Regions from separate parts of the Homo sapiens genome. Here region 2 is linked to region 1. Evidence: chromatin loops called from intact Hi-C (ENCODE). Cell type or tissue: Calu3. All regions are shown on one strand. Each heading gives the region's core, and the rest is flanking DNA. Links, peaks and the distances in the headings are about the cores only.

Region 1 (8,358 bases), core at 279-8,278:
TAAAAATTGAATAGATATTTACAAAATAAATAAATTTACATACACATAATATAGATATATTTGTAAATGTGTATATGGATATGTTTATATGCTGTTTAAAAAGTATAGACAAAGAAAAACTAAATTATGATGTTTCACATATAGAGTTCGGCATGACTATATATACAGGCACATATAAACTATTATGATTGTATATCAATATATATTTTTAACTAAAAATGTTTCATTGAGATAGAATTTCATTACAAGACCCAGTTGGACACTAGGTGTCACCAGAGTAAAGAAAATTCTGTTAACAATTTTTTTTTTTTTAAGTATTTAAGTGTGCTCGAATAACATCCAAAGAAAGTAAGTAGCAGGATTTTCTTTAAGATTCTGCACTTTATTTATTTTTAGGATTTATAACTCAAATTTTTAAGTTCCTGCTAGGATGAAATTTCACATAGAGCATGAACTTAAATGGGAATGATTATCCCACCTGCTCTCCACCTGTAAGTTAAAGAAAAAAGCAGATATTGATTTTTGCTGATTTAGTAGACCTGTAAGAAAGGTGGATTTCTTCTTAAAATGCAAGCATATGAAAATCATTGCAGAAAAACTGCCTCTTTAAGAATCTGTGCTTTCCTCATTAATAGCCAGTGCCCTTGAGCAAGAGTGAGGAGCTGGCAGCAGGTGATTTCAAGGAGCTGTTCCTTGTTCTTAAGTACAAAAGGTCATCTGATGCCCATAAAGAAAATGGGCCCTCTGAAGTCACTGTAGCCCACACTTAGACCTGAAAACTTTAAGGCATGAGAATCCTAGGTATTTCAGGTTCTTTGCTTACACTTCACTTTCAGTAACTATTTGGTGGGTTTTAAACTTTAAGTACTTATAGCCTCAAGTCAGAATCATCTATGGTTGCTATTGTAACCAAAGAGCTGTTACAGATAACAAAAAGCACTTACTTAAAAAGCTCATTTCTATCGATGGCTCTGTTGGTTTGGGGGTCAATTGCATAGACAGTCAAGTCACATTTGGTGTAATCTTCTAGGGAAAAGGCATCTCCATGCCGGCGAGCTCCAATGGACTCCACTACGACCTTGGCACCAGGAATTTGTTCCTGAACATAGCGATCCAAGATCCTATAAATCAAACAAAGTACAAACATGACAGTCCAATGGGCTTTCTGGGAGTAAAAAATTACTCTTAACTTGAAAAGACATTTAGTAAATGAAAAATGATGACAGCCTAGTTTTTTGTTAATGTTTACTGAATATAAACCCTTGAAAAACATTCTCTATATTTTTTCAGCATTTAGCTCCCAATGATGCTAGAAGCTGAATACGGTAGAAAAGGTCACCAACCATGTCCTATTTAACTTTAGGCTTTTTGAATTTATGATACTATTTGAGCTTTTACATGAGAAATGCCAAATATGCTGTACAAATAAAGCTGTCTATGCTTTATAGGAGGCATGGGGTCTTAGAACCCTTGACTTCACATGGTTGGTGTCATAAATTACATCTCCCACTAAAGTCTGTGACACATGACACGTAGCTATATGCTAAGAAGCAGGACTAGGATGCCTGTTTTCCCAAAGGTATAAAAATCCTTGCAGAATCACAGCAACGGGAGAATGTGGAGATATTTTGCAATGGCAGGATTACCACGTTAAGATAAAAATATGGCATGCAAATCTCAGACACTATTTAGGTGAATAAAAACAACATATACCATCTGGTATAAATTAGTGATATTTAATTTAAAAAGCAGAGACAATATTAATCAATAAGTAATTTTCCCATCTCATGACTGGATTTTAATTGAAAGTATGAATTATTACCATTTCCCAAATGTCTCATTCCTTATTAAAAACTTTATATTATTAACCCAAGTATATAAATATTAAGAGCATATAATTCAGTATTTACAGATGTTTAAATTTAAATAATTTTAATTACTATATATGATAAATATTCTAAAATTCGTAGACTCAATGCTCTTTTCTGAGTCTATATTTTGAGGTTTTTTTAGGGGGAGAAGGGCAATATATTCTAAAGTCCTTTGATACATCAGAAAATAACTTTTGCTTCTAATGCCACAATTGACATATTTCTTGCTCGACTGAAAGTATATTCCCTTAAGAGTCTTGTATGTGCTTGGTTTGCCTTGTTATTAGAACAATGAGGTTACTAAACTTTGGAGGAAATGGCTCTACCAGTGCATGCCAGGAGACACTACCAATCATAGTGAAATGTTTGCTTGCTTGTTTTTAAATGTTTGTAACCCAGTACTGTTGAAGTCTGTCTTATTGAAGTACTATTCATTATTTTCCTTTTCTGTCACCACTCCACGCCCACTGGTCTCTCGGCTTCGCAATTTCTTTTCTGATGACATCCTTGAAGTAGACTAAGAAAAGATGATGTGTAAAAAAGGAGGAGGAGCAAATTCACTTGGAAAATATCAGTTAATAGTTGAATGCCTGCAATTCCAGCTAGTCGGGAGATGAAACAGAAGAATCGCTTGAACCCGGGAGGTGGAGGTTGCAGTGACTCCAGCCTGGGCGACAGAGCAAGATTTTATCTCCAAAGGGAAAAAAAAAAAAAAAAAACAACCCCGGGAACCTGAAGATAATGGATGTACTGAGAGACACAGACTAGTCTAACATCATTTGGACTGTGTTTTTCAGATTTTTTTTCCTGAGAGATTTATGCTCATTTAACAAAAATAAGAGAGGCCTCGGAGTCAAACCATATTATACTCTTGACATTTTGTAGGAGGCACAAACAATAATGATATAATGTTGAGGAGTACAGATGTCTGGCTGGCTTCAATTTTAATTTCCTTTGCCTTTCAATTGCATAACCTTAGACAAGTAATCTTAAGCTCTCAAAGTCTCAGGTTTGTTTGTTTGCTTTTTGAGATGGAGTCTCATTCTGTCGCCCAGGCTGGAGTGCAATGGGGCAATCTCGGCTCACTGCAACCTCCACCTCCCGGGTTCAAGGGATTCTCCTGTCTCACGCCTGGATTACAGGCATGCACCACCACACCTGGCTAATTTTTGTATTTTTTAGTAGAGACAGTGTTTCACCATGTTGGTCAGGCTGGTCTCAAATTCCTGACCTCAAGTGATCCGCCCGCCTCGGCCTTTCAAAGTGCTGGGATTACAGGCATGAGCATCACATCTGGCCATGTTTCCTTAAATAGAAAACAAGGAAATAATGTACCACATGGGGCTGAATGTGCATTCGGTGAAATAAAGCTTTTACACAGTTCCTAGCACATAGTAACTATTCAACAAAATGAATCTTATTTTTATTAATTTGACTGAAATATTTCCATTAATAAGCTTCTTCCTTGTCTCAAATTCATTCAAGGCCTTTAATTAATTTGTGGAATAGGAAAGTATACTTCTCACTAGTATAATCAATCAGTTCACAAATCAAAACGCAAACAGGAGTACCTAGTTAAATACAATGCAATAGATGGCTCTCTGTCCCAATACTTTGGTCTAACAATTTATGCCTTCTCCAGTGCATTTTGGCATTGATTTGACATGTTCCAAGGAAATCCTTCATATAAGCATAGATTAATTGTGTGTGATCCTACAGTGAAGAAACATATCTATTGTGCTTGGGTTCTTTTCTATTTTCAGTGCAATACTGCAGAATCATTTCACTAAAAAAAATAGATGTGGAATAAAATATAACTGTACCAATTCCTTCATGGTAGCAGGGAATCATGAATAAAAGAAGTCTAAAAACAAATTATGTCATTTAAAACATGCAATAATGTCTTCACTTTGAGCATTTTTTTGTTAAACTTTTAAAGATCTTTTGGGACAAAGTATATCTTATGATAAAAAGAGATATAGCCTAATCTTAACTGCTTCTGTATCTTTTTCTTATAAATGTAAGTAAAACTAAATACCTTTTAATTGAGAACACATTTCATAAAAATCTATCTTTTCATTTATCATCTATATCTATATACTAAGTATTTTCTACATCTATATTCATTACCTATATGTATATAAATTTCCTCACATATATACATATACCCCCACACACACAAAGAAAAAGAGATTTGCAATGATGTTTATCTAACCCATAATATTTGTATCATACACACACATATCAAGAAAGATGTCCATAATGATGTTTATGTAATGTTAATAATGCTTAGAGCTGGATGGTATGATTTTGAGTTTACCTTTTATAACTTTCTTCTTCATATATTATATTGCTTATATTTCTTTATAATGGGAATAAAAGAACAATATAGTTATATTTTTAAAAAATCTCCTTAACTCCCTATTTCCTCTCCCCAACTTCGTGATAAAAAAAGTCTTCATATAAATCTATATTTTCTAGTTTAAAAATGAAAAAAATTAAATTGGATTCAGGGCTTTTCATAAAATTATAGCAAAACTCACTCAGGGAAGTGTTAAGTAGGAAAATTTTCATTTATTCATTCCTTCAACAGATGTTTATTCAATGCCTATCCTGGGCCAGAAGCCATTCCAGACACATGGAATACATCAGTGAACAAAATACAATCTTTGATGTCAAAGAAGAATTTACATTCAAATTGAACAAGACAAGTAACAGATCATGGATTGATAAAATTGGTAAAAGTGTTCAGAATAAATATCATTGAGACTTTGATATTTGAGCAAAAACTTTAGGGAACAATGTGTGCTGTGGCTATTCTAGGAATGAGTGTTCTAAGAAAAGAGAATTGCTAACTGCTTGTATAAATGTGCTGATGTAGTAGTGTGTGGCCAGAGCAGATCACGTGGGGACTTTGAGGATTGTAAGAGCATTGTTTTTTGTTCTGAGTGAGATAAGAATCTGTTGCTGGTTTTGAATACTAAAGTAATATGATCTACCTTACATTTAAAGGAGGCACACTGGTTGCTGTGTTGAGACTAGGCTGAGTAGAATCAGGAAAACTAGTTAGTAAAGAACTTAAGTACATGAAGGTTCATTAAATGCTCAGCCTACTCAATAATTTAGAAGAAAAGACACAACCCAATCCATGACTATTAGCCATATGAAATAAAATATAAATATCAGAGCAGATATAAGCAAAACTTTGACCAAAAAGAAAACACAAAAAATCAAGAAACAGAAAATTTGCTTTTTTGGAAAAAACATGATATGACCATAAAAACAGACACGTACACCAATGAAACAGAAGAGAAAACTCCAAAATAAATCCACACTCTTACAGCCAATCATTTTTGACCAAGATGTGAAGAACATACACTGGGGAAAGGACAATTTTTAATGTATGATGATAAGAAACTGGATATCCATATTCAGAAAAATAAAAATAGATTCCCATCTTTTTCTATGTACAAAAATCCACTCAAAATGGATTAAAAGCTTAAACATAAGACATAAAACTGTAAAACTACTAGTAGAAAATATTGGGAAGAGACTTCAGGACATTGGTGTGAGCAAAGATTTTGTAAGACTCCAAAGAAATATAAATTTTCCAATGAAAGCAAAAATAGGCAAATGGGATTACATTAGGCAGAAAAGCTTTTACACAGCAAATGAAACAATTGTCAAAGAGACAACCTATAGAATAAGAGAAAATATTTGCAAACTATCCAATCAACAAGAGATTAATAACCAGAATATATAAGGAACTCAACAGATAAAAACCAAATAATCCAATTTAAAAATGGGCCAAGGATCTGAATAGACAATTCTCAAAAGAAGATATACAAAGAGTCAATAGGCATATGAAAAAATGCTCGACATCACTAATCATCAAGGCAATGAAAATCAAAATCACAATGAAATATTATCTCATCCCAACTGTAATTGCTATTGTCAAAAAACAAACAAACAAAAAATAACAAATGCTGTAAGGATATGGAGAAGGAGGAACATTTATACATTCTTGGGGGGAATGTAAAATAGTACAGCCATTATGGAAAACAGTATGGAGGTTCCTCAAAAAACTAAAAATAGAACTATAACATGATTCAGTAATCCCACTGCTAGGTATACATCCAAAAGAAAGAAAATCAATATATTGAAGAGTTATCTGCATGCCTATGTTTATCACAGCACTATTCACAGTAGTCAAGATATGGAATCAACCAAAATGTTTATCAACAGATGAGTGGATAAAGCAAATACAGTATATATATACAATCAAATATTATTTAGCCATAAAAAGAACAAAATCCTGTCATTTGCAGAAACATGGAAGAAACTGAAGGTTATTATGTAAAGTGGAATAAGCCAGGCAAAGAAGAAATATCACATATTCTCATTCATATGTGGGAGCTAAAAAATGGATCTCATGGAGGTAGAGAGTAGAATGGTGCTTACCAGAGGCTGAGAGGGGAAGAAAGATGGGGATAATGATAAAATGGTTAATGGATACAAAAATACAGATAGAGAAAATAAATAAGTTATAGTATTCAACAGTACGGTAGGGAATTTATAGTTAAAAATAATGTGTTGTATATTTCAAAACAGCTAGATAAGAAGAATTGTAATGGTCCCAATACAAAGAAAAATATTGGAGTTGATGGATATTCCAATTATGCTGATTTATCAGTACACATTATATATATATGAATCCAAATATCACATATATCCCAAAAATATGTACAACTAGGTTATATCAATAGTGTATGTGTATACACACACACACACACACACACACACAAACAAAAAAAGAATTAAAAAATGAATGCCAAAAATTTCCCTGAATCTGACTTCTTGGTAGCAATATACGTATTTAAAATGCAAATAGTACAATCAAGTATGAAGCAAAACAGTATCTGATTATGTCGAGCATTCTCAAAACAGAGAACTGGCTGTGATTGGTCTTCTAAAAAGTGAAAAATATGTTAATAAATTTGGATGATAATTACAATTATTGAATAAAAATTACATTTTAAGGCTATATTGTTCCACTTTACTTTGAATGCTCTCTAACATACTCCTGTTAATGTCTATTTAATTATGTCACCTTTAGGAAAAGTTTTAAAAACAGAAAACTTCTAAAGAAATACGTTAATATAGCTAATACAAACATTTTATGTAACATATGTTAGTATAGTACCACATACTAATTAATGTCCAATACAAAACAGTTTATCTAAATAACCTTCTTAGAATAAATGCTGAAAGGTTTATTTAACTGATTTTTTTTCCTATGCAGATAGCATTATTTTAAAATCACAAACTAAGGGTGTCAATAAACAATTGGTTCGCTTAACTTACTTATTCTTGAACCAAGTTATTTTTGGTAGATGCTCTAAATTTCAATTTACAGCATTACCTTATCCAGTTACCTGTATATACATCTTCAATTAGTTTCAACTAGAAATTGCATTATGAAAAACTGTAGTGTAAGGTGTTTACTGATAGTTTTATAGCTGGGACAGGTATTTACTCATGGTTGATTTAGCTTTTTATTTATTTTTTTACACTAAAATTATTACAGCAGCCATAATCTCAATTACCCATTTGTCTGTGTGAATGAGTTGAGTTAAAATTACCATGTGATGAGAATTTCTGGTTTTGCATGCTCAGTTTACTCCCAAGAAAAGATGGGTTGGGTTTTTAATTAGGTTTGCCTCCTAAGAGGCAGTGTAACAGAGGAAACTCCATCTGCTGGTGGCTGGTAGACGTAGATTAAAATTAAACCTCCATTATTGTGTCTTTGTGGAAATTACTTAACTTTTCAAAGTTTCAGGGAATTTATCTGTACAGTGGGAAAAGTAGTCAAACCTACCTCAAAGGTCCTCTGTGATAGGTTAAGGAGACTACACCCATTAAATGCACAAAAATCTAACCAATATGAAGCGTGTCATAAATGTTGGCTACCTGTTGTGATGGTTACAAGAACTCTTCAGATTTCATGATTATAAACCCTACTTAGGCTTTTGTTGAGGTAAATGGCTTATATTTATCTAGCATCATAGAGAGTTCCACCCCAAGTGCTTATCAATATTTTTACACAAGCTTAGCTAAATTAATCAATAGGCATTGCAGCTGGCTGGAGGGATAAAAATACAGGCATACAGTTCCTACTGTTCTGAACTTCTTTCCTCCATTAATACAGACCCACAGGGACTCTACCCAGACCATATCCTAAGTAGTGCTCTAGATGCCATGGAGCATTTTGTTCATTACATTACATGGTAACCTCTCTGTGGTATCCCACAAGATAAAAATATTTTCCTCTAATCTGGAATTAGACTTTGAAAGAGTTCTTTTGTCCCAGAAGAGATATGGTTTTGTTAATTTTGTAACTGAGTCTGTTCTTTTTGTTTAGCTTGTTTGCTTCTTTCACTTTGGCCCTAACAAGGTGACAGTCAAGTTTGTGACTACTCTATATGGA
Region 2 (8,358 bases), core at 234-8,233, 280 kb after region 1:
TTAGGTATATCTCCTAATGTTATCCCTCCCCTAGCTCCCCACTCCCTGACAGGCCCTGGTGTGTGATGTTCCCCTCCCTGTGTCCATGTGTTATCATTGTTCAACTCCTACTTAAAGGCAGATAGAGAAAAAGGAAAGATCACCTACAAAGGTAACCCCATCAGGCTGAAGCAGACTTCTGATCAGAAGACTTACAAGCCAGGGGAGCCTGGGGATCTATTTTCAGCATGCTTAAAGAAAGCAAATTCCAACCAAGAATTTCATATTCCATCAAATTAAGCATCTTAAGCAAATGAGAAGTAAAATATTTTCCTGACAAGCACGTACTAAGAATATTTGTTACCACTAGAAAGCCTTCAAAGAAATCCTAAAGTAGTTCTAAACATGGGAACCAAGAACCATATCTGCTACCACAAAAACATACTTAAGTACATAGCCCACAGACCCTATAAAGCAACAACAAAATAGAAACTACAAAGTTACCAGCTAACAACTTAATGATAGAATCAAAATTTCACATATCAATATTAACCTGGTACATAAATGGCCTAAATGCCACCCTTAAAAGGCACAGAGTGGCAAGTTGGATTAAAAACAAAACAAAACCAAGATCCATATGGCTGCTGTCTCCAAGAGACCCACCTTATATGTAATGATACATGAAGTAAAGTAATGATGCTCAAAGTAAAGAGATGGAGTAAGATCTACTATGCAAACAGAAAAGGAAAAGAACAGGGATTACTATTCTCATATCAGATAAAACAGAGATTAAACTAACAACACTAAAAACAAAAAAGAAGAAAGAAAGAAAGGAACTACATAATGATAAAGGGTTCAATTCAAAAAGAAGATTTAACTATCTAGAACATAAACACACCCCACATTGTAGAGTCTAGATTCACAAAACCAGTACTCTAGACCTATACAAAGACTTAGCCACACAATAACAGTGAGGGAGATCAAGACCCCACTGACAGCATTAAACAGATTGTCAAGGCAGAAAACTAACAAAGAAATTCTGGACTTAAACTCAACACTTGAGCAACTGGATCCAATATGCATCTACAGAATACTCCACCCATGCACCACAGAATATACATTCTTCTCAACTGCACAGGGAATATACTCCAAGATTTACCACACGCTGAGTCATAAAGCAAGTCTCAGCAAATGAAAAAAAAAAAAGAAATCACAGCACCCATATTCTTGGACCCCAGTGGAATGAAAATAGAAAGCAATACCAATAATATTTCTCAAAACCCCATGATTACATGGAAATTAAACAGCTTGCTCCTGAGTGACTTTTAAGTAAACAACAATATCAAGCCAGAAACATAAAAAATTATTTGAAATAAATCAAAACAGAAACACAACATAAAAAATCTCTGGGATGTTGCAAAATCAGTGTTAAGAAGAACATTTATAGTGATAAATGCCTACCTCAAAAAGTTAGAAAGATCTCAAATTAATGATCTAACATTATACTAGAGGAAGTAGATAAACAAGAACAAACTAATCCCAAAGCTAGAAGGAAAATAAGACAACTCTAATTAGAGTTGAACCAAATGAAATTGAGACCCAAAATTCCACACAAAGGATAAATGAAACCATAGTTTCATAGTTGGTTCTTTGACAGGATAAACAAGATCAATAGACTGTTAGTTAGATTAATAAAGAGAAGAAAAGAAAAATTCAAGTAGGCACAATCAGAAATGACAAAAGTGGTGTAATGTCACAGCCGATCACACAGAAATACAAAACTCCCTCATAGACAACTATGAACATTTCTATGCACACATACTAGAAAATCTAGAGGAAATGGAAAAATTCCTGGAAACACACAACCTCTCAAGATTGAATCGGGAAGAAATTGAAACACTGATGAAACCAATATTGAGTTCAAAAAGTGAATCAGTAATAAGAAACCTAACAACCAAAAAACAGTAATAATAAGCCCCAGTCCAGATAGATTAACAGCTGAGTTCTACCAGAGGTCCAAAGAAGAGCTGATAGTAATTCTATTAAAACTATTCCAAAAAATCAAGGAGGGGTGATTCCTAACTGATTCTATGAAGCCAGCATCACCTAATATCTAAACCGGGCAAAGACACATACACACACACACACACACACACACACACACAGAGACAGACACACACACACACACAATGAAACTACTGGCCCATGCCTCTGAAGAACACAGACACAAAAATTCTCAACAAAATACTTACACGTCAAATTCAACAACACATCAAATATTTAATTTACGATGATCAGGTAGGGTTAATTCCTGAGATTCAAGGTTGTTTCATCATATTTCAACATATACAAATCAGTAAATGTGATCCGATCACATGAACACAATTTAAACTAAAACCATATGATCACCTCGAGAGACGCGGAAAAAGCTTTCAACATAATTCAACATCCCTTCATGGTAAAATCCCTCAAGAAACTAGGCATCAGAGGTACATATCTCAAAATAATAAAAGCTATCTACAACAAACCCATAGCCAGCATCATATTGAATGATCAGAACTGCAAGCATTCCTCTTGGAAGTGGATCAAGACAGAGAGATCTTGTCTCACCACTCCTATTCAGGACAACACTGGAAGTGCTAGCCAGATGTTAAACTTTTTTTTTCATATATTTGCTGGAGGCAAGAGGAAGAAACAAAAGCATCCAAATAGCAAAAAAAAAAGAAAAAAAAATCAGACTATCTGCCTTCACTGGTGATATGATTTTATACCTAGAAAACCCTAAAGACTCTCTCAATAAGTTATTAGAACTGATCAACAATTTTAGCAAGGTACTAGGATACAATCAATGAACAAAAATCTGTAGGAGTTCTATACACCAATAACTAAGAGCCAAATCAAGAACACAATTCAATTTACAACAGCCACAAAAGAAGTAAAATACCTAGGCATAAATCTAACCAAGGAGGTAAAAGATCTCTGCAGGAAGAACTACAAAACACTGCTAAAAAAAAAAAAAAGGGAACCCTTGACAAAAATAAGCACTGTGGAAAGGACTCCCTATTCAATAAATGGAGCTTGGATAGCTGGTGAGCTATATGCAGAAGAATGAAACTGGATACCTACCTTTTACTACATACAAAAATTAACTCAAGATGGCTTAAATATTTTAATGTAAGAACTAAAACTATAAGAATCCTAGAAGAAAACCTAGGAAACACTATTCTGGACATCACCTTTGGCAAAGGATTTATGATTAAGTCCTCGAAAGCAATTGCAACAAAAATGATCATTGATAAGTTGGACCTAATTAAACTAAAGAGCTTCTGCACAGCAAAAGAAACCATCGACAGAGTGAACAGATAACCTACAGAACAGGAGAGAATATTCCCAAAATACGCATCCAACAAATGTCTTATATTCACAATCTACAAGTAGCTTAAAGAATTAAACAAGCAAAAACAAAAAATTCCATCAAAAAATGAGTAAAAGACATTAATAGGCACTTCTCAACAGAAAGGGATACAAGTAGCCAAGAAATATATGAAAAAAATGCTTAATATCACTAATCATCAGAGAAATGCAAGTCAAAACCACTATGAGATACCTACTCACACCAGTCAGGGTGGCTATTATTTAAAAGTAAAACAACAACAGATGATGGGAGGCTGCAGAGAAAATAGAATACTTATATACTCTTGGTGGGAATGTAGATTAGTTCAGCCACAGTGGAAATCAGTTTGGAGATTTCTCAAAGAACTAAAAATAGAACTACCATCTGACCCAGCAATGCCACCCAAAAGAAAATAAATTGACTGAAAAGACACAGGCACTTGTATGCTCACAGCAGTACTCTTCATGATAGCAAGGACATGGAATCAACCTAGGTGCCCATCGGTGGTGGAGCATATAAAGAAAATGTGGCACATATACACTACGGAATACTACATAGCCCTAAAAAAGGAAATTGTGTCCTTCTTAGCAACCTGGATACAGCTGGAGGCCATCATCCTAATTGAATTAACACAGAAATAGAACAACAAATATTACATATTCTCACTTATAAGTGAGAACTAAATGGTGCATACATGTAGACATAAACTTGGGAACAAAAGACACTGGGGAGTACTAGAGGGGGCTGGCTGAGAGGGAGCGTAGCAAGGCTGGAAAAACCAACTGTTGGGTGCTGTGCTAACTACCTTGGTGACAGGATTAATTGTACCCCAAACATCAGCATCATGTGACATACCCATATAATAAACGTGTACATGTACCCTTTGAATCTAAATAAAAACGGAAAAATAAAGAATGGCAAAATTAAAAGAAAAACAAACAATACATTTTGCTAAATGAAATAAGTCAGACACAAAAGGACACATGCTATATGATTCCACTTATATAAGGTAGCTATAACAGTCAAATTAATAGAGACAGAAAGTTACATGGTGGGTGCCAGGAGCTGTGGGCTGGTGTTTGGGGAGTTAGTGTTTACTGAGTACGGAGTTTCAGTTTGGGAGGATGAGAAAGTTCTGGAAACAGACGGTGATGATGTTGCACAAAAATGTGAATGTACTTAATGCCAAAGATGGTTATAATGGTAAGTATCGTGTTCCATATTTTTATTACAACTACAATAATAAAAGATATGTAGGAATTTGCCAGATGAACAAGATGAAAAAGGGCATTGCCATGAAATAAACATAATGAATCTGAAAAAAATAAAAGCATCTTTGATTGCAAAAGAGCAAATTGCAAATATCCAAAGTAATCCTTGTAATACACGTGACATTATAAATTTTACGATGCAGTGCCTATGATTCACGCACACTGTACCTGAACCAGCTGTGAAACATTCATGAATCATAAACTCCTGTATCATCTTCAGAGCAAAAATGCATCCTATTTTACAAGAAATATTCATCAAAAAAGGGAAAGAGAAGTAAAAACCCTGAAATTTCTAGAACCTTTCAAAGATATCAGAAAAACAAATCAATACCTCTGACAGGACCTGTTAATTCAGAGGGTCATGCTGTAAGACAGCTTGCATTTAATTCAAACTGTTTTGGAACAAGATCAATTCTGTAGTGAGATCAAGGCAGCAGAAATTTTTCCTCAGGGCTAAAAATAATAATTCCTTGAGGCCCAGACATTAAATTCCATGGCTTCTTGAAACTATTCAAAAATGAGAAGAATGGATAAAGATTAAAAGAAAACACATGCTGCAAGCTGACAAAACACCTTTTTAGACTTACACCCAATTCGTTCATTAGTCAAATGTGTGGTTTTTTTTTTCCCTTCAGGTAACTGGAGGTGTCAACATTCAACTTCTTGGTCTGTTTCTCGTCATTTTCTATTTTCTCCTGCTATTTGTCTCTGAGCTGTTATACCTGTTATTGCAGTTTCCAACAAGAAAAAGCCAGGAAAAGGAAAGAGAATCAAAGCATCAGAGCGAGTCACCTCACTGGGAGGTGGAACCAGAAGTTTTAAAGCAGTAGCAAAATTTGTATGTTCTGGGTGTCAGTGGACACTTTCTGTATAATAATTTTATTTTACTTTTGTTAAGAATCATGAAGCAACCACAAAAAATTAAATCAAGGCTTATCAAGTAGATGTTTGAAAGAGAAACAATGATTCACCTTATAGGTAGATGTACTTTGCTATTGAAGGGATTGTGGGCAAGTCTAAGCAAAGCTGAAGGGAATAAGGAAATTTCATTCCTTAGAGAAGACAGCATAGAATAATAGTACAGAGAGTGTAGGGTAGAACAGCTTGCATTCTAATCCCACATCTGCAACAGGATTCTCTTTGACATAGGAAAAGTTACTTCTGCTTTGTTGGGAGTATTAAAAATGGAGAAGTTTTCAAGTGCTTAGTGTAGTTCCTGGCTTATGATAGCATCAATTAAAATTAGGTATTGATGCTATTATTATTAATATTGATCTCTTAGCCATCTATATCTTCAGCATCCAAAGTGTCAGTTTGTTCTTTAAATTGCAATTGACCCTTTTTTCTCAATAGAATAGCTAGTAAAATAATAAAGTGGAATTTCTTGGAATGTATCCATTCTCCTCTTTTACATTTCATTTTTTTATTCATTATTTCAAATGCCCAGTACCTTCTTGTTCACCCTAAAATCTTTTATGAGTTTATGAGTTAACAGGAAAACAGATTCCTTTTAGAAAATTGGAATAAAAAGAATTACCATTTTTTTTTTTTTTTTGAGACCGAATCTCGCTCTGTGGCCCAGGCTGGTGTGCAGTGGCATGATCTCAGCTCACTGCAAGCTCCGCCTCCCAGGTGCAACTGATTCTCCTGCCTTTGCCTCCCAAGTATCTGGGATTACAAGCATGCACCAACACACCCAGGTAATTTTTGTATTTTTAGTAGAGACAGGGATTCACCATATTGGCCAGATGGGTCTGAAACTCCTGACCTAAGGTAATCCAACCCCTCAGCCTCTCAAACACTTTTTTCTACATTTCAAACTCTTTGCAATTTACCTGCTATCTCATTTAATCTCCTCTTCCCTACACTGAAGACAATCAACCTCCCTCCTATTAACCAACCACTTATCCTGCCTCCTTATGTACCTTAAATACGAAAGATAAGATAGTCCCCATTATTTTAATAAATATTTATTGAATATATTCTTGACAAGTAATCCTGCTTGTATTTTTAGCTAGCTAATGTGAGATACATCTTTGACATGGTTAAATGTATGATCCCTTAATTAATTTAATATAATAAACTAATGCTACATTATAGGGGTATAAACACTTTTAAAAATATATTTTCTATTTTAAAGTTGGCTTTATACTTAACATAAATATAATGGACACTTTGTTTATTTTTGAATGATTATCAATCATTCAAAGGTCAGTACATCTGACCTTTCACAAAAAAAGTAAAAGGTCAAATGTAAAAATTGTAGGTTTTGTGGTTCACATATAGACTCTGCATATTATTCTTTAATTTTTGTTTTTGGTTCCATATTTTTGTTTGTTTATATGTTTCTTACAAACCTTTTAAAATACAAAAAATATTCTATCTTACTTGTCTCTCAAAACATAGGCCATTTAACCCAGGAACTGTATTTGGTCAATCTGTGCTTCACTGTAAATGTTCTTTGTTATTTTAAAAGCAATACGGACATATTTCAAGTAAATTATTGTTTTCACTACCACTCATTTTCAGATGTAAGTCCACAGGTTAACATAAATAAGAAAGTAGCAGCCAAAAACAAAAAAAAGAGAGAACAGTAAGAAAAACATTTTAAGTCAAAGGAAAATTGCCAGCTTTTATCTTCTCCTAAATCCCAATCCTTCACTCCTAAAGGAACACATTAAGTGCAAAGGGGGTCATACTTTTATTCCATTGCAAAAAGGGTCATACTTTTATTCCATTCCCCATGTATACATTTGTTATCCATTTGGCAAATTGTGGTTGAATTTCTCTTGGGATGACCTCGCCAGCAGTAGGTGAATGGATCATTTGATTCAACACTAGTTCGTAAGTGATTGTTCTTTTCAATCAGGCACACACTCACTGCTGATAACTGCATATTTTGACTATTTGTAGAAGTGTTAAAGGAACTAAGAATTTTATCGTAAATAAGCCATGTTGGAACAAATATCAAGGCCTTGAGAATAATATACTTTATACCTTTGCTCAACATATAATGTAGGAAAATATCCAATTAAGAGTCTAGAAATGGAGTGAGGAAGGGCCAGCTGAGTATTTTGTTTAATTTTTAATTGTTAACTCTTATAGTACCTTCATAAAGTTTCCAAATCTTTTCCTTTTTCTTGCTTTTGCTGTAAATACAAAAGTCCAAGCCTGCATTATATTATACTCAGTTTGAATAAGGAATATCAGCTCCTTAAGAATAAAATGAAACAGTTTTATTCTTCCCAAGATCTTTTCAGGCTTTTATATTGATCATCTTCATTTCTGCTGTGTAGCTGGCTTCATCAATGATGTCTCAATTTATGTCTATAATTGTTATTTTGCAAAACTGTCTCATTTTAATTAATATGATGCCTTACTCATTATTTTTAAATTATTTTCTTCATTATTTTAAAACTAATTTTATTTCTAAGGACTGGGAACAGGGTGGGTGGATGTGATAATCTCACACATGTTCTTGTCTTTTTTCCTTTTATTTTCCCTCTGGTGCTGGGATAGAGAGGATGAAGAAAGAAAAATGTATTCGTTAGATGAATTATCTGTATTGAGGTTGTTCTAGGATTACTGTGCTAGAGGAAGGACCCCCAATAAATTCCACCATTAAGAGGCTCAATATCAAGCAACAATCCTGTGATCTAGTGGCACTGTATGGAATTCTAACGTATCTTTTAGCTAATGTCCAGGTGGTAGTCT

The links. A loop is a pair of places that touch in the nucleus more often than their neighbours do. Peaks named below come from ENCODE experiments on the same cell type or tissue, not always from the same donor. Only the 100,000 strongest peaks of a DNase experiment are listed, where the experiment ranks them.
Region 2: a loop joins it to region 1, with 2.2 times the contacts of the local background. A loop is called at or near these places in 3 of 110 quality-filtered maps.

Annotation. Positions count from the first base shown.
Region 1 is chr10:53,839,376-53,847,733 of GRCh38, forward strand. It overlaps PCDH15 (protocadherin related 15), which reads right to left. Exons shown (of 38, transcript NM_001384140.1): 29 at 945-1,121. Among named protein-coding and RNA genes, the nearest start is that of MIR548F1, 760 kb to the right of the region's middle. In Calu3, for the core only: no CTCF peak of the experiment used is centred there; a DNase peak (open chromatin) is centred at 4,776.
Region 2 is chr10:54,119,890-54,128,247 of GRCh38, forward strand. The region is part of intron 15 of PCDH15 (protocadherin related 15); the gene reads right to left. Among named protein-coding and RNA genes, the nearest start is that of MIR548F1, 480 kb to the right of the region's middle. In Calu3, for the core only: no CTCF peak of the experiment used is centred there; no DNase peak of the experiment used is centred there.